Linked DNA regions of Homo sapiens: regions 1 and 2 are each linked to region 3. The links are chromatin loops, found by intact Hi-C in ENCODE. Cell type or tissue: IMR-90. All regions are shown on one strand. Region 1 overlaps GLI2 (GLI family zinc finger 2). Region 2 has its middle 39 kb from the start of GLI2. Region 3 overlaps GLI2 (GLI family zinc finger 2).

What was found. A loop is a pair of places that touch in the nucleus more often than their neighbours do. Peaks named below come from ENCODE experiments on the same cell type or tissue, not always from the same donor. Only the 100,000 strongest peaks of a DNase experiment are listed, where the experiment ranks them.
Region 1: it touches region 3 in a loop (2.8-fold over the local background); 2 of 110 quality-filtered maps call a loop at or near these places.
Region 2: it touches region 3 in a loop (2.8-fold over the local background); 12 of 110 quality-filtered maps call a loop at or near these places.

Annotation. Positions count from the first base shown.
Region 1 is chr2:120,822,567-120,830,566 of GRCh38, forward strand. All of the region lies in intron 2 of GLI2 (GLI family zinc finger 2), which reads left to right. Among named protein-coding and RNA genes, the nearest start is that of GLI2, 91 kb to the left of the region's middle. RefSeq lists enhancers at 740-1,547, 1,548-2,355, 2,356-3,163 and a silencer at 1,036-1,247. In IMR-90, no CTCF peak of the experiment used is centred here; a DNase peak (open chromatin) is centred at 3,435; H3K27ac peaks cover 1,665 bases.
Region 2 is chr2:120,692,545-120,700,544 of GRCh38, forward strand. No RefSeq gene overlaps it. Among named protein-coding and RNA genes, the nearest start is that of GLI2, 39 kb to the right of the region's middle. In IMR-90, a CTCF peak has its summit at 3,256 (motif pointing right); a DNase peak (open chromatin) is centred at 3,297.
Region 3 is chr2:120,936,579-120,944,578 of GRCh38, forward strand. The region is part of intron 3 of GLI2 (GLI family zinc finger 2); the gene reads left to right. Among named protein-coding and RNA genes, the nearest start is that of GLI2, 200 kb to the left of the region's middle. RefSeq lists enhancers at 6,574-7,162, 7,163-7,749. In IMR-90, no CTCF peak of the experiment used is centred here; DNase peaks (open chromatin) are centred at 1,233 and 3,243; H3K27ac peaks cover 3,498 bases.

The sequences.
Region 1 (8,000 bases), 110 kb before region 3:
TATTTTTCTGATTATTAAAGTGATTGAAAATGTGATGACTGTGGAAAAGCCCAATGAACATATCATTATGTTCTTCCCTGATTCCACCTCCCAAGGATGACCCTCACTCACATGTTAGTATGTTTCTTTCCAGTTCTTTCTTTCCATGCCATACTTCCCTTCCAATGGAAGGTTCAATTAAGGACGTTAAAATACAACAACAAAACACACAAAAGTAACTCCCTGGGCTTTTGAAATTCAAAGCTTCAGAGGAAATGGTACGAATGCAACCCAAATGGCAAATTTCCCATCTGATTTTATTTTCAGTACACTCTGAACCCATCTTCTGCCCCTTACCCTAGCTCTTCCTCAGGCAACCTTGAGTTTCCTTCTCTAAGGGGAATCTTGCAGGAGTGGTCTAGGACTGGGAGGCTGAGGGGGCATTGGAGGAGACACCTGGACAGGTGTGCACAGAGGTGGATGTGAGAGGTGGATGAAGGACATCCCAACAGGGAACCTGCTCCCACCCCCTGCACCCCCCGCCACCCGGCTGTGTGTTTCCCAGGCGAGGCTGTGTTTGACATGCAGCGGCCGCACACCGTCTTTGGTATGCCGTTTGGTCCCGGACTTAATGAGTTCTGCAGGGACGCTCCACTGTAGCTAAAGATCATTTACCTGAATTGCTTTTTAATTTCTGCCGTGGGAAGCTGCCCCCGGTGTGATATAATTACATTATAATTTACAGCAATCCCAAATCTATAAATTTAGCCATACAGTGGGGGGAAGGGACTGGAGTTGTGTGTGGGGCTGGGGGAGAAATCCCCCCCATCATTAAGTAAACCCACATTTCTGGGTGCAGGTTCCAGTCCCTGGGCAGGTGTGGAGGAGGCAGAGAGGGACATCACTCGCCCAGTACACGCTGAAGTGTGCTTTAACACCACAGAGCATTCGGGCTGGAGCTGCTAGTGGGAGAGGATGAGAGAGTGATGTGACATTCTTTCTGATCTGCCCTCTTATAGCATTTTTGCTGTGGGATGTGGGGAGCACACAGAAGTGGGTAGCCTGGGGACATCTATGGAATGCCTAGCATTGGAAGGCAGGGATCGGAATCCTTCCCTGATTCTCTTATGGGAAGATCTCCCGGCTGTGGGCTGTGGAGAGGAGAGCTGGGCCTCAGGGTGGAGTCCCGGGGATGTCTCTGGGCAGATGGAGCCACTCCCTGGGAGCTTGTGGCATGTGCGGAAGTGAAGCCGTGTGGGATTCCGATAGGCCTAGGCGAAGGCGCAGTACCATGCAGGCCAAGGGAGGGGTTTCCTTTCTGCACCCACAAAAGGGTTCACATTCCTGGTGGCCCTGCCATTCCACGTCACTGTGTAATTTGCCGTATTCCTGTAAAACCATGCATGGACCAAAATTATTCATATTTTATGGGCATAAAGGCAGTTCATTAATTAATGGAATTCTATGGTGAATTAACTTTATTTAACAAAGAAAGAACCAGGTTTTTCTGATTCGTCTGCTCTGGAGATCTAAACGTTCATATCTTGGGGGGATTCCGTTGGGATGACTTTGTAGCAGTGGGAGGCAGTATAGCAGCTAAAGCACCAGTGGAACCCAGGTTCGGAGAAGCTAAGTCACTTACCCCACATCACGTAGCTGGTGGAGGAGAAAAAGACCCTGTGAAGGCTGTTGGATGGGGAAGGTAAGTAGGGGGATAGAGAGGGAGGAAGAGGGAGGCAGCAACAAATTTACTCGCTGTGTTGACCTTGACTGTTACGAGTTTGCCCCTTGGCCAGGGGGACTGTGTGGAGTGGTGCTCTGGCAGCAGCCTTCCCCCTTACAGGGGTGTGGGCCCCCACCCTGATACAGGTGATTGTCCCTCGCCACCCCGGGAAGCTGCTGATCCTCAGGCCCACCCTCTGAGCTTTGGCTCTTACGTTCACGAGCGCTGGGGCTCAGAGATGGCAGAATGGCGGCTCCAGAGTGTCCCTCCAGGTGCTTGTCATTAGCCACTGCCCCCTGCTCCATCTCTGGCTGTAAGCCCCTTTGGGCCCCCTTTGGGTCTACACCAGCACCTGTCAAACTGACTCTGAGGAGGTCAGAGAGGGCAAGTCATTTACCCCAAATGACACAGCTGGTCTTTGAGGATGTAAGCCTGTCCTGAGGGCCTTGCTTTGAGATAAGGTGTCCCACAGCCTGATGTTCCAACCAAGTGGGACATGAGGACCTGAACTCCCTTGTCAGTGACACACCTGACAAAGGATGTCCCCATGGCATTTCTTTGTTGTTGTTGTTGTTGTTTTGTCTTGAGACAGGTTATCGCTCAGTTGCTCAGGCTGGAGTGCGGTGACACAATCGTGGCCCACTGTAGCCTCGACCACCCGGGCTCAAGCAATCCTCCCACCTCACCCTCCCAAGTAGCTGGGACTACAGGTGCCTGCCATCACACCTGGCTTATTTTTGTATTTTTTATAGAGACAGGGTTTCAACTTGTTGCCCAGGCTGGTCTCGAACTCCTGACCTCAAGTGGTCCCCTTCCCAAAGTGCTGGGATTACAGGTGTGAGCCATTGTGCCTGGCCCCCATGATATTTCTTATAGCCATTGGTACTGCCATGATTTGGGAGTTTTGGGAGAATTGAAGCAAGTACTTAGAATCTGAAAGAATGCATTTCCTGTTTAAGGAGCCCATTTATCACTCAGGTTTTACAAATACATGATAAAGCCCAAGGAAGGCCTGGCCCTGTCCACCTGTGCAGCCACTCACTGCCCTCACATTAAAACAACCTCACCTGGCTGTGAGTGTGTGCTTGGCTGTGAGGAGTGTGCAACTGGCTGTGAATGCGCCTGGCTGTGAGTGTGTGCTGGACTGTGTGCGCCTAGCTGTGAGTGCACCTGGCTATAAGGAGTGTGCTCCTGGCTGTGAGTGTGCATCTGGCTGTGAGTGTGACCTGGCTGTGGGTGTGCACCTGACTGTGAGTGTGTGCCTAGCTGTAAGGAGTGTGCTCCTGGCTGTGAGTGTGCTCCTGGCTGTGGGTGTGCACCTGGCTGTGAGTGTGTGCTGGACTGTAAGCATGCACCTGACTGTGAGCGTGCACCGGACTGTGAGTGTGCACCTGGCTGTAAGCTCCTTCTGCCCAGATGCCTGTCCTTTGCCTGCTCCTTCCAGGAAAGCTGCCTTGATGACAGCCCTCCCTCCATGTCCCCCTCCTGGTGCTTCCTGCAGACATCAGATCCCTGTGGGTGTCTTCTGACAAGTCTTACCCCTGCCCCTAGGGCTAAGCCCCAAGGCCAGGAGATGTTTGGATAATCTGGCCAGGGATCACAGGAGCGCTCCTTCCTGTGGCTGCTGGTTCGCAGATGGCCTTGCACAAGCCTTGGCTGCTCAGAGCTTTGCACTCCAGCTGTGGCCCAGCAGTGTCCCAGGGAGGGATAGGATGCTGGGTGAGAACACCACAGGCCCTTACTGCTGGGCACGATGGGAGGCTGCCTGGTGACGGCCGCCTTTGTTATGACAGAGCAGAGCGTTGGGCCGTGGCCAGGCTCTGTCCAGAGACAGCTGCGAGGCTTCCAACCCGGCTGGGTGGGGTGGGAGGGAGCTGTGGCTGGCATGCATCTGCATGCACCCAACTTAGCAAGTTCAGCATGGAGGAGAGAGGGAGAGAGGGGAGAAGCTGAGACAGAGAGGGGCTGAGTGCATGCAGCTGAAGCAGTGCCCTCGTCCCAGTCTGAATGTGCCAGAGCCAGGTTGGGCGTGAGGGTCTGCCGTCCTGTTTACATTTACTCGTGCCTCCTGTACTGCAGGCTCCAGAGCTGGAGTTTTTATTCAGCTTCTGATGTTTATATACACAGTTTTCATGCACAGGCCCAGAACCCAGCCAGCCCCCTCCCTCTGCTGCTGTTCGATCTGGGAGGCAGTGTGCGTCTCCACACAGAGGAGACCGCTGGACTGCACTCTGGAGGAAGTGGGGTCCCCTCCGTGTGGGACCTTGCTTGAGGTGGGCAGAGGTGCTTTGGAGTGGTGGAGATTTTTATCTCATGTATGGTCTTTCGTGTCTAATCTTGGCAAAAGATGGGATTCCCTGCATTGCCGTTTTACAGATTAGGGACCTGAGTTTCAGAGAGCATGTACTCTGCGTCACACAGGTTGGGGAAGTGGCTTTGAACCCAGGCCCATGGGATTCCAATGCCTATGGCCTCTTGACCCCAGGCCTTTCGGGAATGATTTGAGAAGCAGGCAGTTCAGTCCCTCTGTACCTGCGGTCCCCAGTGACAGCTCAGAGCCCGTTTCAGATCCGCCTGGGCAACCTGCCCGGCTCCCGCTTCCTCTGTCTCCCCTTCAAATGCTGGCACATTCTCCATAGTGACTTCCCAGCCTGCCACATCTCCCCACACCCCAGCCACGCATAACCACTGGCGGCTCCCGGGACAAGTGGGGCTCCCACCATTTCGCTTTCACTGTGTGGTGACTCCCATGGGTCCATGAGGGACTGCTGTGTCCCCAGCTCCTAGAACAGGGCCTGGCACTGCCCATGCCAGTGGTTTGTTGACTAAATCCGTGACCGGATGAGTGCTTCAGGGACCTCTAGGCTTCCCTCAGAGCCAGCCCAGAAACACAAACATATGACTATGTTGCCCAGACCCGTGGCTGTCTTCTTTCAGGACAGCGGAGTTGGCACAGCCAAACCCGAGTGTCTGCTGATATGCTTCTTGCTAAGTGGTGAGCCCGGCGTCTCTAAGTAGTGCCTCTGCCTGTGAGCGGGTGATGAAGAGTCAGTGGGGATTCATACCCATACTGTGTGAATAGGATGGCTACTATTAAGAAAAACACTCAGAAAACAGAACAGGTGCTGGTGAGGATGTGGAGAAGTTGGCCTCCTTGTGCACTGCTGGTGGGAATGTGAAATAGTGCAGCCACTTTGGAAGACAGTATGGGAGTTCCTTGGAAAATGAAACAGAATTACCTTACAATCCAGCAATTCTCCTTTTGGATTTAGACTCAGAAAAGTTGAAAGTAGGGTCCTGAAGAGATATTTGCACACCCATGTTCATAGCAGCCTTATTCACAATAGCCAAAAAGTGGAAGCTACCCAAGGGTCCATTGATGGATGAATGAATAAACAAAATGTGGTGCGTGATACAGAGGGCTGTTATGCAGCCTTAAAAAGGAAGGACATTCGGACACAGCACAGATGAACCTTGAGAACGTTATGCTAAGTGAAATAAGTCAGTCACAAAAGGACATATACTGTTTTATTCCACTTATACGCGGTCCCTAGAGTCGTCAGAATCGTAGAGACAGAAAGCAGAGTTGTGATTGCCAGGGGCCGGAGGGAGGAAGGAGTGAGGAGTTCATGTTGAATGGGTGCAGAATTTCAATTTGGGAAGATGAAAAAGCTCTGGAGATGGATGGTCGTGATGGTTGCGGAACAACGTGAATGTACTCAATGCCTCTGAATTGTACACTTAAAAGGCATGGAAATGGTACATTTTATGTTTTGTATATTTTCCTGCAAGTTTAGAAAATGAAATTATTGAAGAGAGCCTGAGGAGCAGGTCTAAACACCCATGGACTTCTAAAGCTTCCGTGAACCTTGGGTCCTCCTGGTTCCTCCACCATCGATGACCAGTGTGTCACCCCCTGGTTCAGTGCCCTCTTTATGCATGAGAGCAGCTTGCTGGGCCAAGGCCCCCGGGCCAGGTGGCTTCTCTGAGGAAACGTTCGTTAGTTCTCCCCGCTCTCTCACCAGAGAAAGCACCTGTGAGGCCAGCCTCTTGTCTGAGCCCCTGCCCGGAGACTCCGAGGACATTCGAGCTCTCAACCCCAGACAGACGCTGAGGGTGGAACCTGTGGAAAATATGTTGGTTTTAGAAATTTAAACCTGATTTTTTTCTCCTCTGTGAAAAGAATCAAAATCCAGCATAAGCTTATTACAGGCGGACTGAGGTTATTTTGGGAAGTAGCAATTAAAGGTTTTATATTTTTCCTCTCCCTTTTGCCCTTGCAGCTTGCACAGGTCTGTGAAGCTATTAAACCTTCACCCAACCCACAGCCCGGAGGAATCTGCCCTGCCCCGTTTCTCCTCCAGTTCAGTGCCTTGGGAAAGAAAAGAAAGTTAAATTCGTATTAATTACAGCCAAATCCGCTCAGTAAGCACTTGCTGAATATGCTTGAGGATGAGGTTTAAAGCTCTCCTCCAAACAAAACGGTAAAATGAAAGGAATAATTTATTTGGTCAGACACTATAATTTGCCACGTCATTCCATTTCTCTTGTTACTAAAATGGATTCTCTGCTGAGGCCGTGACTTCCAACTCCAAAAAAAAAAAAAAAAGATCATCCACAGCCACTATTCCTCACAATTTCTCTGAAAGGTCCTCCTTGCCCCACCACGCTGAAGCTAGGCCCAGGGCTCTTGGAAGAAACACACAGCACTTGCTCCTGCACACTGACACACTCTGTCACCCAAAATGACATGCTGTCACTCATACTCACACACCACATGCTCACAGTCACACACGTACGCATGCATGCACACAGGGACAGCCACGCACCTGCACCCATGCACGCACTCACTGTCACACACACCATCACCACGTGCACACCCAGCACCCACACGCACCCTTCATACACTTATACACACATGCACACATTCGCATGCACACGCCTGCACTCACACAGTCACAGATACACAGGGACACAGAGCCCCAGGGGCAGTATGCCTCAGAGCATGTTAGTACTTCCATAAACGATCTCTTTCCACATCATTTACAGAGTGGGCGCATTGTGAGTGTCTTAAGTTTCTGACCAGGGTTAATGTCTTTCTGAGGCTGACTTAGCTCAAAGGCAGTGTCATGATTAAGATCTCAGGCCCAGGAGTTGGACAGTGCTAGGGCTGAGCCCCAGCCCAGCCACTTAACAGCTGTGTGACATTCGTCAAGTAGAAGGAGTTCCCCCAGCCTTAGCTTCCCATCTCTAGGTGGTGATAATGAAGAGTTGACCTCATAGGGTACATCTGAGGAATAAACCAAGGCTGGGCCTAACAGCTGTTTCCCAGGAGGTTCTCATCTGAGTTGGCTGATATCGTCATTATTATCACCAATCCGTAATGCTGGTGTCCCATCCGTTCTCCAAGTGCTGACTTGGCTGTAGCTGTGGGCCCGGGCCTGGGAGAAGGGGACTGTGTCCACCAGGGTGGCTGCAGGAGGGCCTATGTGGGCCTTGAGATCCTGCTTCCTGGCCAGGACCCATTCCTTCATGGGGCACCTTCCCCAGTTCTCAGGGCTGGGGGCACTCAGAGGGAAGTGCAGGGCTGAGTTCATGTAAGTTCTGCAAGCAAGTTCTGGTCCCTTTGAGTCAGCACTGTGCTAGGCATTCAGAGGGGAGGGGGCGCATGTTTTGCTAAGGGCAGGTGTGCCTGCGTGTGTGTGTGTGTATATATGTGCACGTGTGTGTAAAGTTTCCTTAGAAGAGGTGGCTTTTGAGCAGAAGCGCCTTGGGTGAAAAGTGTAGCAGGCTTGGAAGTCAGAGTGTGCTGCTGAGTGAGTGGGAGTCTGGTGGAGGTGGTCTTTCTAACCGGCCACAAGACCCTGGGCCCGCTCTGCCCCTCCGTCTGAGTACCTGCCATCCCAGGGGGTGAGTGCTGGCTGGGCTCCTGGTGCAGCCACCTGCACCGTGCAGTGCCATCACCGGGTCGTGTCTTGAGCCCCTCCTTGCCCTCCTGTTTGTTTAAGTGGCCTTGGCCTAGCTCCCTCTGCCCTCTGAGGGTCTCACTGTGCCCTAGCCCTGTGGGCATAGTGCCTGGCACATAGGGGGCCCTCAGTCTAGGGCACAGGGTGAGTAGAGGAGGAGGTTGGCCCTGCTGGGGCAGCATGCTTGCCAAGCCTGTGTGTGTGTGGGTTTTTGTTCATGCTTCTGCTGGTGTGTACGGAGAAGTGGGCCCAGACACACACAGACATACACGGATGCCCACCAGGCCCCACGTCCATCCATGGGAAGGGCAGCACATGCTGGTAATGTGTTC
Region 2 (8,000 bases), 240 kb before region 3:
GATCCACTCACCTCAACCTCCCAAAGTGCTGGGATTACAAGTATGAGCCACCGCACCTGGCCTCAGGTTTGTTTTGATGCCTTTTTATGGGGTTCCCAACTGCAGGGATCCCATAGTGGGGCACCCCCTCACCCCTCCTTCTTCTCTGACTGGCCCTCAACTTCCTCCCCACCCCACTCCCAGCTCTAGCACTGACCGGGAAGGGGTGATTGTGTGCAGCCCACCCATCTTAGAGGCTGACTGAGCAGTACAGGCCCACATTTCCCTCCACACCAAGGTCTCAACCTCACAGCGCCCCAAAGCCTTTCTTCCAGCCCTGCTCAGAAGTTAATCACTTAGGCATCTCGCCACAGGCTCTGTGGAGTCATCGAGTTTGAAGTCAGGAAAAATCCCAAAGGTGGCACCTATCAGCTCTCCCAGCAACTCCAGACCTTCTCAGACCCTGGTTTCGGACACTCAGCCAACACCTCTGACTGTGCCTCTGCCCTGGGTCCCACACCCTCTTCCTGGCACCGGCATCCACTCCTGAGTTAATATGCCCATTGCCCAGCTCTGTCTACTAGTGAGGAGCACAGTTAGGTCCCAGTCTTGGATTTTTAAATACCCTTCTCCACTCAAAGAACCAGGCCTCCCTGGAGAAATAGGTGGTTCCAGGTCTGGGCTGGAAGAGACAAGGCAAATCTTGGATGTCTGGTGCCAGAAACAAGGGTGTTATTGAAGACTAATCAGGGCCAGGATAAACAGACATAGGAAGTTGTCTGATGGGTTTCCACTGACTAATGCTGGGGCCATGAGGACATCAGAAACAATACTGATGGAGATGACACATCGATCTGCCTAACATCACCCTAACCAGGGGATGTCACCAGCATCACTGTTAGTCCAACAACCTGGCCTCATGTGCCTCTGAAGCCATGCACCAAGAAGGACCCCACGTTCCCCACATAGGATTTGTGCAGAAAACCTGATTCTAGTCACGAAGGAAAAAGACCCAACAGAGTCAAAGTGAGAGAATGTCTGCGAAACAATTGATCTGCATGCTCTGAAAATGTCAATGACATGAAGATTTCTTTTTTTAAAAAAAGGCTAGAGAATCCTTTTAATTTTTTTTCTTTCCTTTTTTTTTTTTTTTTTTTTTGAGACTGTCTCTCTCCATCACCCAGGTTGGAGTGCAGTGGCACAATCTGGGCTCACTGCAACCACCGCCTCCTAGGTTCAGGTGATTCTCCTGTGTCAGCCTCCCGAGTAGCTGGGACTACAGGTGTGCACCACCATGCCGGCTAATTTTTGTATTTTTAGTAGAGACTGGGTTTCACCATTTTGGTCAGGCTGGTCTCGAACTCCTGGCCTCAGGTGATCCACCCACTTTAGCCTCCCAAAATGCTGAGATTACAGGCATGAGCCACCACGCCCAGCTAAATCCTTCTAAATTAAAAGGGACTAAAGACAAAAAACCATAACCAGCAAATGTAATATGTGATCTTGATCGGATCCCAGCTCAAAAAAAAAAAAAAATCAGCCATCAAAGACATTTAGGCGACAACTCTGAAAATTTGAAAATGGATTCAATATTAGGTATTACTGAACTGTTGGTGACTTTCTTAAGTACAGTAATGGTCTCATGGTTACAGAGGAGAATATCCCTATTCTTAAGAGATGTCTGTTAAAGAGGGTGAAATGTCACCGAGTCAGCAACTTTCAAACTGACCCACACACATAAAAACATGTGTGCATGCGTGTGTGTGTGTATCTACATATATCTGTGTTACATCTATGGAAAAGGTGGAAAGGAACCAAGCATGACAAAATATTAAGAATTGTAGAATCTAAGTGACATAGACCTGTTGTTTCAACTTTTCTGGATGTCTGAAACCGTTCAACATGAGTTTTGGGAAAAGCCCATCCTTCCTGTTTTCTAAGCAGCAGCTCCCAGAAGAGGCAGGAGCATTTGATAATGTCCTCGGTAATGATTTCATTATTGATTTCATTAATAAGACATCCTGGTGGGAAGGTGTTCTCCAGGCTGCCTGGAAAGGGCTTTTGACGCTGACTGGGCTCAGATGGGCAGAGAAGCCATGATCAGCCCCTCTTCCTTGGGCTGTACCAGGGTGTCAGGTTTGAGGATGTTCCTCCAGCATCCCCCCACGCCCACACTCCCACCTGCTCCAGTGGCAGGGGCTCGGGGGGAAGGCCTTCCAGCCAGTACTCTGATTCAGGGCACTGACATCGCACATGGAAGGAGGTGGGGACAGCCTGGAGAGCACATACAAGGCGCCCCTGTCTCCTGCTCCCAACCATGGCTGGTTGCGCTGATGTCCTCACACTGTTCTTCTCACCACCTACTGCCCAAAAGGAATGATCCTACGAGGTAAATCACAGAGACTTGTTGGCTCAGGTCCAAAAGCTGCCAGGTGGCCACCCCAGAACGCCCCAGGCTTATTAGATAGCAGCATTCCAAGCAGGACCCCAAAATGCTCCAGACAGTGCTCCACTGCTGGCGCCTCTTGGAGGGTCATCTGTTTCTCAGAGGAGAGAGTGTCCCATATCACTCCACAATGTGTCCAAGTCCCCTGACTTCTGTTCTAAGGCATAAAGAGCCTAGGACCCATTGGACAGGTTGGGGAGTTGGCAGAACTTCTGTGATCTCGTGGAGAAGCCTCCAAACCTGGCCTCCAAGGAAGGCGGTTGCCTCTCCTAAGGGAGTAAAAAAGTGAGAAGGCCCCCCATGGAAACCCGTCAGCCCCCAGAAGACCTGGGTTTCTTTTCTTTCCTTTTCTTCTTCTTCTTCTTTTTCTTTCTTTTTTTCTTTTTCTTTTTTTTTTTTTTTTTTTGAGACGGAGTCTTGCTCTGTCGCCCAGGCTGGAGTGCAGTGGCGCGATCTCGGCTCACTGCAAGCTCCGTCTCCAGACCCGGGTTTCTTACTCCTTCAGTCCACGTGGCCCCTATCCTTCCCTTCTCTTTCTCCCATCCTCCTGATCTCTGGGCATAGAAAGCCCTCTCGGGAAGAACACCGCAAATCTTCCGGTCCTGCAGCCTCACAGCTGCGTCTACTCCGCTGGGGGGCTCGGGGAAAGAGGAGAGTCCCGGAGGACAATGGAAATAACGAAGTGGGTGGATGGCTAGAGGGTGGAACAGAGTGACAATTCTGGCTCCAGTCCTCAAATTGCTCTGAGCAGGGCATTCAAATTGGATCCCAACTCCAAAAGTGCATTTTAGCAATCCGCCACCAGGTGGAAGAGTCGAATTAAGAATAGAGTCGCTCCACTGCCGTCCTCCGACAGCAATAGTCGGGACCGCAAAAACCGCGGGACGGAGATCTGACCGTAGAGGGAGCAATGCGCTCTCAGCTCAGCGTCATATTTCCTGGAGTATTTTGGCCTTTGCATCCTGCAGCCCTCTTTCTGTACCAAGGGGAATAACCCAGCATTTATTGAGCATCTACAGCATTTCAGACACAGTGCTGGGCCCCGGACAACTATGAGCAAATTCCATTTGCAGCAGCCCCGCAAAACGGCATTTGGAAGCCTATTTTGTGGCAGAGGAAGCCAGGCAGAGTAACGCCCCGCTGCTCAGTGGCAGAGGGGGAATCAGAAGCCAGCCGTCTGCATTCGAAGTCCAAGCTCTGCCCAGCACACTTTGTGCTGCGTCCTAAAAGCACGAAATGGCAGGGACTGCTCGGCTTTCCCCTTCCGTGGTGGCATCAGAAACGCGGCTGCGGCCCAGCGGCAGAAAGCAGCTAGGAGTGCAGAGGGATAAGCTGAAGCCTCTAAGGGAAAACACCCCAAAACGACAGCTAAATGGCACACTGCAAACAACAAGGCTCACGTTGCATGTCATTTCAGCACTTCATTTTATCTCCCCGTGGTCTCACCACCCCCTTGCTTCCTCCCATTTTGTGGAAGAGCAAATTGAGCTCCAGACTGGTTGAGTTTCTTGGGTAAATGCCTGAAATCTCACACTCAGACTCAAGCCTTCAACCCTAGCATCTGATTCGTAGCCTCAGGACTCTTGTTCTACACACTATATTGCTTCCCTTGGCTGCTTACGTCAATGTGGCCATCACTGAGTCCCACTAGAACCTGGTTCCGGGTTAGTGAATTCAGACAGGATGGGTGGCCAGGCAAGGCAAGAGAGATGGGACAGGGGCTGGGGAAGGGAGGGAGGGGCTTCCCAGAAGAACTGGAGAATTTTGAGGGATCTTCAGTTCCAAGCAGCCCCCACTAGGAGAGACTGGTGATTGGCAGGCCTGGATTTTAATTCTGGCAACACCACTTACTAGCTTCTCTTCTCTTTAGTTTTCTTTTTTCTAAGACTTGGGGTGATCATCATGGTAGGTATCTCAAGAGATTTTCTCAGGATCAAATGTAAATAAAATGCATTTAATCACTCACACCAATTAAGATGGCTAACATCAAAAAAGTAGAAAATAACACGAGTTGGCAAGGATGGAAAGAAATTGGAACTGTTGTGCACTGTAGGTGGGAATGTAAAATGGTGCAGTTGCTATGGAAACCATATGGCTATTCCTCAAAATATTAAACATAGAATTACCGTCAGGCATGGTGGCTCACATCTGTAATCTCAACATTTTGGGAGGCCGAGGTGGGTGGATCACTTGAGCCCAGAAATTCGAGACCAGCCTGAGAAATACGGTGAAACCCTGTCTCTACTAAAAGTACAGAAAATTAGTCAAGCATTATGATGCATGCCTGTAGTCCCAGCTACCCAAGAGGCTGAGGTGGGAGGATCACCTGAGCCCAGAAGGCAGAGGCTACAGTGAGCTGTGATGATGCCACTGCACTCCAGCCTGGGCAACAGAGAAGAATCCCGTCTCAAAAAATAAATAAATAAATAAATAAAAATAGAATTACCATAGGATCCAGCAATTGCGCTTCTGAGAATATACCCAAAAGAATTGAAAGCAGAGATAGAAGAGATGTTTGTACACTGAAGTTCATAGCAGCATTATTCACAATAACCAAAAGGTACAGCAACCAAAGTGCCCATCAACGGATGAGTGGATAAATACAATGTGACCTCTCCATACAATGGAATATAATTCAGCCTTGGAAAGAAGGAAATTCTGACACATGCTAGAACATAGACCTTTGAGGCCATTATGCTGAGTGAGATAAGGCAGTCCAAAAGGACATATACTGCTGCATTCCACTTATGTGAGGATCCTAAAGTAGTTAACATCATAGAGACAGAAAGTAGAATGGCAGTTGCTGGGGGCTGGGGAGATGGGGAACTAGGAGTTGCTGTTTAGTGGGTGCAGAGCTTCAGTTTTACAGGATGCAAGAGTTCTGCAGATGGATGGTGGCGACGGTGGCATAACAATGGGAATGTACTTGATGCCATTGAACTGTACAGTTTAAAATAATTAAAATGGGCCGGGCACAGTGGCTCATGCCTGTAAACCTAGCACTTTGGGGAGGCCGAGGTGGGTGGATTACTTGAGGTCAGGCGTTCAAAACCTGCCTGGCCAACATGGTGAGACTCCATCTCTACTAAAAATACAAAAAAATTAGCCGGGTGTGGTGGCGGGCACCTGTGATCCCCACTACTCAGGAGGCTGAGGCAGGAGAATTGCTTGAACCTTGGAGGCAGAGGTTGCAGTGAGCCAAAATCGCACCACTGCACTCCAGCCTGGGCGACAGAGCCAGACTCCATCTCAAAAAAAAAAAAATAAAATGGTAAATTTTATGTTACATATGTTTTAACACAATTTTTAAAAATAAAATAATTTTTCACATTAGGAGTAAACAATAAAAGACTGAAGACGATGTCTTTAGTTAAAAAAAATTTAATGGGGGTGACTTGATTTAGAGCCGTTTGTTCTTCCTTTGTATGATTACAAATTCTTTGAGTGATCTCTACCCCTTGGAGCTTGAATCTGGATAGACTTGTGTGACTAATTTGTCACCCAAATGGTGTGGCAGATATGACACAGAGTGACTTCCAAGCCTGGGTCCATTTGAAAAGTCCATTAGGCTTCTGCTTGTTTGTGGGGTCACTAGCTTTTGTGTCCCTGAGCTGTCAAGGATGAAGTCTAAACACCCCTCAAGGTGGCCGTGCTGGGAAGATGCCCAAGTGTCACAGGTGGCCCATGGGAAGATGCTTGGTTCAGCAGCTCCAGCTCAAGTCCTGGCATGGAGTCTTCCCAGCTGAGGTCCGGACAGCATGGAGCAGAGAGGAGCCATCCTCTGCTGGGCCCTGACCAACAGGTCTGAAGCCCTGACCAATAGAATCTGTGAGCATGTTAAGAGGGTTGCTCCAAGCTGTGAAGTTTCTGGGTAACGCATTATGCAGCATAGTAACTGGAACATGTAGGTGGAAATGGGTGTCCCTTTGAAATATCTCAACAGATAGCACGTTTTCTTTCCCCATTCATGTCTTCTGGACTTACCCCCTCTCTTCTCACTTTCTACAGAGATAGATAAGAAGTAAATTTAAAATCTTTTTTAAGAGTGACCCAGATTGGATTATCAAGAAACATTCTAGAATTCTCTGCTCTGGAAACGTCCTTTGAGTCAGTGCTTGGAAATGAAGTTGGCCTTACTCAACTTAAAAGATGCTTTCTGGGGAAAGTTGTGAGTAGATTCAGGGTTCTATAATTAGAATCTTCTTCTCTCATTGATTCCTGTTCTTGTTTCAGAGCTGTGTTCCGTTCATTTGGCTTTTTCAGGTTATGTTCTGTTGGACAATTACTTCCAGTAGTTTAAACATCCCTTATCCTTCCCTGGAAGCTAGAAATCTCTCTGAGAGGTGAGGTATGTGTGACTTTGCTGCCAGGCCCACAGGGAGTGCCATGATTGTGACTGTGCTGCTCCTGCAAGGGGTCTGGAGGCAGGAGAATTGTGGGCAGGGGCAGGCACAGGGGCTTAACTCCTGCACAGTGGCTGCGTCATCCTGGGCAGGTCACCGAAGCTTGGCTCCTCCTCCTGGTGTGACAAAAGCCAGGAGGTGGCACACATCGGCTCACTCACAGCACTTGACATCTGGTCATTCACTTGGCAGATGTGACTGTTAACACTTAGGCTCCTGATGGGGACAAAGCAGGCCCAAACCTCACCCTTGTCAAGCTTGGGTGCTGGTGGGGCAAGGCAGACAACAGAAATCCATTGAGTAAATAAGTATATTCTAGAGGGATTTGTGGCATGAGACGTGCTATGGGAAAAACAAACCGGAGCAAGGCAGGGGCCCAGGCATCCTGGGGGTGTGGTCACGGCCGACCGCTTACAGAAGGTGATATTTGAGCAAAGACATAAAGGCAGTTGGGAAATTAGCGACTGACAAAGAGTCCTTGCTTAACCAAACTTCAGTCCAGCTCCTGAACCTTCTCTAGGCCCATTAGTGTACTTCTTTGTAAAATCCAGTTTTAGGAAGAACCCTGCTAACCCAGTTTAGCAAGAACCTTCACTTTCAACATATGCTCCCCTTAATATTCAGTAGGTTTCCTCCTCCCCCAGGTGATGTCTGATCACCTCAGCCTGCCTTCATCAAGAATCCTGTTGGCTGGGTTTAGCCAGGATCCCCCTTACCCTTGAACTTGACTCTTAGTAATTTTCTATCTGCTGACCCCACACGGCCCCTTGGCTGTACAGCCCCACTTGCCTGTGCTGCTTTTGGAGTTGAACCCAATCCCTCCCCCACTGCAGGGCTCCGTTACATTGGCCCCTCTACCTCTCTCAGTGGTCCTGAGTAAAGTCTTCCTTACCAAGCTTGAAGAAGTGTTGTTAAATAAATTTTTTCCTTAACACCATGCAGAAATCTGTATATTTCCACTAAAATTTTATTTGTTTGTTTGTTTGTTTATTTTGAGACAGGGTCTTGCTCTGTTGCCCAGACTGGAGTACAATGGTGCAATTATAGCTCACTGCAGGCTCAAACTCCTGGGCTCAAGCCATCCTCCTGCCTCAGCCTCCCAAGTAGCTGAGAGCTGGGACTAGAGGCACACACCATGACACCTGGCCAATTAAAAAAAAATTTTTTAGGAA
Region 3 (8,000 bases):
GAGAGTCTCGCCATGGTTCTCAGGGCTGCAGTGTGTTGTTTCTGTCTGCAGACATGGAAACAGAACAGTAATCAACCCAAAGGAATTAATCACTAACAGTAAAGTTTCAGGCATTGGTGGGGTGGATTGGCCTTTGAGGTGGGGAGTCCTCTTAGACTGCACATGTTCAGACTGTCCACTCGGTGGAAGCTGACGCCACTGCCAGATGCATTCATTTATTCAGCCAAACTCATTGTTGCTGGATTTATTGTATCCCAAGTGCTGTCACTTGAGGCCACTCCTGCCAGCCCGAGTCAAGGTGTTGCTGAGGGAAAATGTGAGCAGTGCCCTGCCCCTGAGGCACTGCTTAAAAAGGTCAGAAATTGCTGCTGCCCTCAAGCCTCTGTCACTGCAGCCAGCACTGATGGTATGTCTGGTGCCCGTCAAAAAGTACGCTGGACATGTCAGGAGCCCCATCCCTCCATCCCCTCCTTCCAAGGACTGCACCTCTGAAATGTACACTTGGCCTGTGCTGCCCAAACAAAGTAGCAAGAGTTCAGAGTTGCTTAACTCAGTGGGGAATGTTCTTAATGCTCGTTCCTCTGAGGACACTCACCCAGGGACCATGTGTGCCAGCCTCATGCCAGGCACTGGGGATACGGGCCCAAGGAGGCACAGTCTTTTTTAATAGAATTTTTATTTGTATAAATTTATGGGGTGCAAGTCCAATTTTGTGACATGCATAGATTTTGTAGCAGTGAAGTCAGGACTTTTAGAGTATCTATCACCTGAATAGTGTGCATTGCACCCACTAATTTCTCAAACTACATGCCCCTTCTACCTCCAGGAGGCACAGTCTTGCTGCCCACATAGACCCCATGATCTGGTTGGGGAGAGGGCAGAAATTGGCCAATGACAGGGTGGTATGCTGGAAGAGGGGGTATGGGAAGCCCAGAGCACCAGGAATACAGGAACAGAAAGCGCTTATCAGCGGGGACGCATGAAGGCCTCCCCCCACGTCCCAGCCTTTCCCCAACCCCACCCACTGGGGGCCCTACCACCTTCTTCAGGTTGCCCTGTTCCAATGAGGGGCCTCCACTTCCAGGCAGACACCAGTGCCACTAAGGAGGGGAATCTTTTCAAAGCACATACTCATGAAGGCTTGGTAAAAATCAGCAGCACACCCACCTCGAAGAAGAGATATATGTGAGCTGCTCAGGATTCTCCAGCTAGTTTTGACAGGCATCCAGGAAAGGAAATTCCACACACCACTTTGGCAGGCTGGGCCAGAGTTTAAGAATCTCACTGTGGAGGAGTTTCTATCCAGCCCGCCGGCCACCCAGGCCCTTTCTCATCACTAAAACCCAGGCCTCCAGTGAAATATAATGAAATCTCTCCCACTAACGAAGGCCGCTCCCCACAAACCCCACTCCCAAGACTGCACATCTTATCTCCTATTTCCTTATTCCCGCCCATGGCTTTAAACCCTTGACTTTCTGGAAGATTTGGTTCAGCAGTGCTCAGCCCATGGCAGCTTCTATTACAGACAAAGTCCCCCTGTACTCGGAGGTCAGTGGTGCAGTTCACCTGGAGAGGGCCTAAGCAGGACCGACTCCCCCAGGGCCTCCTCCCCGGACCCAGACACATTCCTGGTTCCACTGCACAGAAGGAGTAAACCCAAGGCTTCCAACAGGCCCCACACCTCACTCCTCCCCTCCCTACCCTGCTCCACCAATGTCTTCACTTTGCTAGGAAAAACGTCTCCCTGATAATCCCCTTATCTTTTATGCTTTTTGGGTTTTCTGTTTGCAAAAACTGATAACCTTCTTATTCTGCTCCCAGGGGAAAACTGATAAAGGGTGAGTGCATGAATCAACTGTTGTGGACCACGTGGCTAGATTGCAACCAAGTCCATCTGTATTGCCTCCTTTGTAGGCACAATTTTATAACTTAATTTCCCTACCAAAACATCAGTGTTTACTTAGTAAGAAATCTGCTCTTTGTCAACTGAAAACGGTGATTTCTTTATTACAGCTCTGCATAGGGAGTGACAGCTGAAAGCTGGCCAGGTCTGGTGTGGTGTCCGGGTCTTTGATGGGAACGGGGTGAGTGCAGGTCGCATATATGGGATGCGTGTTTGCTGCAGACGGGGCTAGGGCTGGCCTGGAGGGAGCCTGGACAACAGATAGATGTTGTGGCCAAGAGGGCCCATGGAGTGATCATGTAGACGACTGAGCCTCAGATGATTTCCAGCAGTCACACACATTCACCACCACCACCAGCCCTGAGTTCCCCACCAGCGCCAGCCCTGTAGCCGTCCTGCTCCCGGAATCCCTATCCACTCAGCCAACTTAAACCAGAGACTACTTCTACCCAGCCATCCTTTTAAAAAAAAAATTGGTCTTATTGATTATTGAAAACATGCAAAAGAACAACAAAAGTGGCCAGGTGTGGTGGCTTACGCCTATAATCCCAGCACTTTGGGAGGCCGAGGCAGGGGGATCACCTGAGGTCGGAAGTTCGAGACCAGCCTGGCCAACATGGCGAAACCCCGTCTCTACTAAAAATACAAAAATTAGCCAGGCGTGGTGGTGGGCACCTGTAATCCCAGCTACTGGGGAGGCTGAGGCAGAAGAATCACTTGAACCTAGGAGGCGGAAGTTGCAGTGAGCTGAGATGGCGCCATTGCACTCCAGCCTGGGCAAGAGCGAAACTCCATCTCAGAAAAAAAAAAAGAACAACAAAAGCATGTTTAAGATATCTGAGTAATTATGACATATACACCCTTATCCCCTGCTCACTCTAAGGACTGAGGACATGCCAGCACCTTTGAGGTCCCGTGTGCTCCCCAATCTCCTGCCTCAGGTCCTCCCCATCCCACCATTCTTTGGGATTCAGAGTTTATCACCCCTCACATCTTATGACGGTTTTACCTTGTGTCTGACTCCCCTAACAATGTATTAATTCGTTTTGCTTTGTCATGCTTTATATACATGGAATCATTGCAGAGGTATTCTTCGGGAACTTGCTTTCATACTCCACGTTCTTCCGAAGATTTTCCTGCTAATGTGTAGGGCTCTTCATTCATTTGGGCTGCTCCGAAGCAGTCTATGTTGACTGGCATTTGGGATGTGTCTGTTTTTGCTAATTTGAACATGACTGCAGAAACACTTTTATACCATCCTCTGGGCCCCAAGTGCGGGGTTATTTAAGGTAAATGCATGTCTGGGAATGGAAATGCTGAGTCACAGTGGATTCATGTTCTCACCCTCCTAGACATTGCCAGACTTCGCCCGCTGGTTTTGCTAACACTCACTCCCACCAGCAGAGTTTGAGAGCTGGCCTTGCCCTGTATCCTTGTGATATCCTTGCCCCATCACTTTGGAGGTGATGGCCTCTACATTTTAATTTTTGCCAAAATGGCTCTTTTCTGTGATTCTAATTTTCTGTTTCCCTTATTGCTAATGAACCTTGAGTGTTCTTTCACATGCTTATGGGCCACTAATGTTTCCTTCTTGGGAAATGTCTGTTGGGCTATTTTGCCCATTTTTCTATGAGGTCGTCTTTTTCCCATTATTTGAATAAGTATTTTGCACACTAAGGTTACTCATTATGTGGTTAGCAACATGTGTTGTGAATATCCTCTCCCAGTTCGTGCCTGGTCTCTTCACTGCCTTGATGGCAGGTTTGGGTGAAGAGAAGTTCCCATTGTAAAATAGCTCAGGTAGGTTACCGACATTTCTACTATGTTTTTCCCTGCATGTTCTCCTCCCACCCAGATGTCTGGTCAGACCTTCAGCCTCTGGACTATAGTGGTTGTTCCCCAATACAACATGTCCTTATTCAGCTATTCTCCCATCTCAGAACACCAGGCCTATACTACTCACCACCTCCATTCCATTCTCTTATAAGAGTCTGGGCACAGTTCAGATGCCACCTCCTGCAGGAAGCCCTCTCAGATTGCACCAACAGAGTGGGTGAATTATTTTCCTCCCACCCCTCTTCCTGCTCCAGCACCTTGTATACTGTTAGAAGGCTATAGTCAGTGTCCATTCTCTCTCTGTGACCCCAGAGGTCCTGGCATGGTGATTCGGCCAAAGCACCAGTGTGAACTATGGGATTGAGGGCCTGTGATTTCCTGAGCTCGTAACTGGTCTTGGGAATGCCTGCCAAGCAGCAGCACCCTGTCTTACCATCACCATGGCTTCATGGGCACTCAGGGGGTCTGCTGAGATCTGTGCACTTGTGGATTCAGAGTAGACCTTGGGAATGTGGGGCATAGCACTTGTCAGTCAGGTTTGCAGCCACCTGCCCCCTCACTACCTGGGTGCATGCGGGGCCCTGGCCGGGTCTGTCTCAGAACCCCAGCTCCCCACACCTGCTCCCTCACTACCTGGGTGCATGTGGGGCCCTGGCCAAGTCGGCCTCAGACCCCCAGCTCCCCACCATCAGTGCCATCAGAGGCCCATGCTCAGTAAACATCAGCTGATCCGGGGGAGTGACGTGTGGACGCAGACACAGATCAGCAATGAATGTCTGCAAACTGCGGCCTCAGCTCCCGTACACAGAGCCTCCCCATGAGGACAGACTGCCACCAGACACACAGGAGAGTGCAGATTGATAAAAGACATGGACTGCGCTTCAGTTTGAGGAAGGGACAGTTCTCCATTGTTTTCCAAAAGAATTTGCTGTATGGCTCTTAAAAAATGCAAATCCCCTTAGTACATTTTGGAAAGGACTTGATTTCTAGAACTTTTTAAAACAAATGTATGGGAAACATGGTAAGCAAGCTTGCCAGTGTACAGTTTCACCTACAAAACCAAACAACAAAACTCAAACCAACAAACGAAAACCCTGGGGAGGAGATTGAATTCCATCCAGAGGAGCGTTCTGGAGCTCTGTTTCTATTTGTCGGTAGAGCCGAGGGTGGCAGGAGCTGGCCTTGCTCTCCAGGGAGGCCCTGGGAGAGCAGACACATGCACGCCCTGTCCTGGCAGTAAGAAGTTCCAGTTTGGGGAGGAAGAGATGCAGGGCAAGCTTTGGGGACTCCAGCTTCCTTTCCAGCAGGTCAGTGGGCCCAGAGGACGCCTGCCCAGCATTTCTGAGGAAGTGGGCACCTGGTCCTGAGCAGCTCCGCAACAGCAAAAAGGTCCCAGTGTCTCCACTCTGGAGCTCCGTGGACCCACCCATGGCCCTGTGATCCTGGTGGGTGGTAGGCATCTTGGCCCAAAGGCAGGGCTGGTGTACACAAGCCAGCGGTTCCGAGGCAGGAGGAAATGGCATGCTGGGGCTGTGTGCTGGGTGGATTCTGGCTATGGGGAGTCAGTGACCATGAAATCCAGGCGGCAGGGGGGAAAGCCCGCTCCACAGCCCTGTGCACATGGGGATGGGAACGCAGGACTCAGACACCTTCCTCCACCCAGCACAGGAGTTCCCCTACCCTGCCAGCCTGCCTCAAAGGGAGCATCTACTGGAACCTGGTTATTCCGAGCAATAAATAGGAGCCCTGCTAAGAGTTTAGTCTCAGAAGAACGATGGCACTAGTGACGGTGATGTCTGCCACCTCCCTAGGGCCAACTCTAGGCCAATGCAACATGCTTTCCATGACGAGTTCATTTCCTGGGGCTGCTGTAACACGGTACCACGAACTCAGTGGCTTCAAACAATAGAAATATGTTCTCTCGGTTTCAGAGGTCAGAAGTCCAAAATCAGTATCACTGGAACAAGATCGAGGTGTCACCAGGGCTGTGCACCCTCAGAGACCCCCAGGGGAGACTCTGTCCTTGCCTTTCCCAGCTTCTGGTGCTGCCAACTTTCCTTGGCTCCTGGCCATTTCCCTGTAGTCTCTGTCTCCCTGTCGCATGGCCATCTCATCTTCTGTGTCTCAGATCTTACTCTGCTGTCTAAAGACCCCATGATGGCATGTAGGGCCCACTCAGGTAACCCATAATCTCCTCATCTCCAAATCCTTGTCTTAATCACATCTGTCAAATCCCTTTTCCCAGTAAGTTCTTGTTCACAGGTTCCGGGGATAGAACATGGACATATCTCTGGGAGATCTCATGAGCCCCCCACGTGCCTTCCCTCTGCTCCTCACAACAGATTTGTAAGATCACTGTCGTAACTGTTCAGAGACGGCACATACGTGCTCCCAGGCAGGAGTGAGCTGAGGTGAGCCGGGACCCATGTCTTCTGCAGTAGTGTCTGTGCTCTTCCCTGGACACGCTCCCTGCTTTATTCATTCATTCATTCACTCATTCGTTCACGCCCTCACTCATTCATTCATTCATTCGTTCACGCCCTCTTTCATTCATTCATTCATTCATTCATTCACTCATTCGTTCACACCCTCACTCACTCATTCATTCATTCGTTCACACCCTCACTCACTCATTCATTCATTCGTTCACGCCCTCACTCACTCATTCATTCATTCATTCATTCAGCACACACGTATTTGAGCATGCTGTATGTCCCTGGCATGTGCGGAGCCAGGTGCAGGGCCAGCGTATGAACAGAAACGGATACAGGAGACAGGAGGCCTGTGAGCTCACAGCTGAGGATATCTGGTCATCAGCTGAGATGGACGTGCTCAGGTCAGAGGAAGGAGCCACCTAACACAGAAGCACCGTAGGAGGATCCTGACCTTGACCTGGGGCTAGGGGGCACCTTGGGTGAGAGGTCCCTGAGCTGGCACCTCTGGGAGGAGAACAGGAGTTAACTGGGGGAAGGGATGAAGAGGGGAAGGGCATGACTGGAGGTGCAGACATCAAAGGGCAAAGCTGTGAGAGGCAAGCATGGCCAAGGACCAGAGAGTGGCATACAGGACACAGAGGGGAGAGGCAGGCCCTGGCCACATGGGATTGTGGCCCCTCGCCTGCTGCCACTGAGGTCATAAGTCACCCTGAGAAGCAGGCAGGTGGTGAGATTTGTAGGCTCATATCCCCAAGTGACTGGGCCTCCTTTTCTCTTCATCAGCAACAGCTGTTGGACCAGTCTGGGGGCATCCGGGTGCCTGTGTTCCCACCCGCTGCTGCCGCTGGCCTCACTGTGGCCATGCCCCTGGTGCTTTGGGACTCAGCAGTGCTGTCTGTTAAATGGGACATGAAGGAGCTGTTCCTGCCTGTGTCTGGCCCCAGCCACCAGCACAGATCTTGGAGCAAAGCCATCTCTGGCATGCCAAGGGTGGGCTTCTCCTCTGACTCCAACCCCCGAGTGGGACAGCCCGCCCTGATGGCTGGTGCTGAGTCTGGGTGAGTCAGCAGCCCTCAGCTCCACATTGTTCAGCTTCTCCAAGCAGGCACCGAGGCTGGGGTGTGGGGGCCCCAATCCCTGCACTTCCTTCCCTTTCTCTCACACCTTAAGGAACATGCCGGTTCTTGCCCCCACACCTTGGCTCAGGCGGTGCTCAGGCCAGATGCCCTCCTTTCTCCTCCCCAGCCCTCAAAGTCTTACTTGTTTCTCAGGCAGAAGCTACACACCGTCCAGGTACACATCCCCCATCATTCTCACTCCCAGGGACAGCACCCACTCCGAGGGTCTGGCATGCTCGCTTAGGCCCAGCCAGCTGCATGCTGAGTTACACATGGCTGTGCAGAGTGCTCATTACCTTGACCTTTTATCTCCCACCAAAAATCTCATGGCAGCAGATGGGGAAGGGTCCTGGGATTTGATGCCGAAAGGTGTGGCCTGGGTCTGCTGCACTCTCTGAGCTGCTTCCATTTGCTCATCTGCTAGATGAGCGGGGTGAGCACTAATTGAGCACCTACTAAGTGCCTGGTGCTACACTGCATGCTTTCCATGCTTGGCTCATCCTACCTCACAGCTGCCCCACCTGCAGGCAAGGGATCCTGAGGCTCAGGGCACATAGCACTGAGGCTGCAACAGCACCAAAGCCATGATTCAGACCTAGATCTGTGACTTCAGAGTCCAGATTCTGCTTATCAGTGGGGGTGGCCCCCTCAGTCTGCACTGCCCCAGAGTCACCTTGGGGATCAGCTGAAATTAGGCCTGCCAGGGGA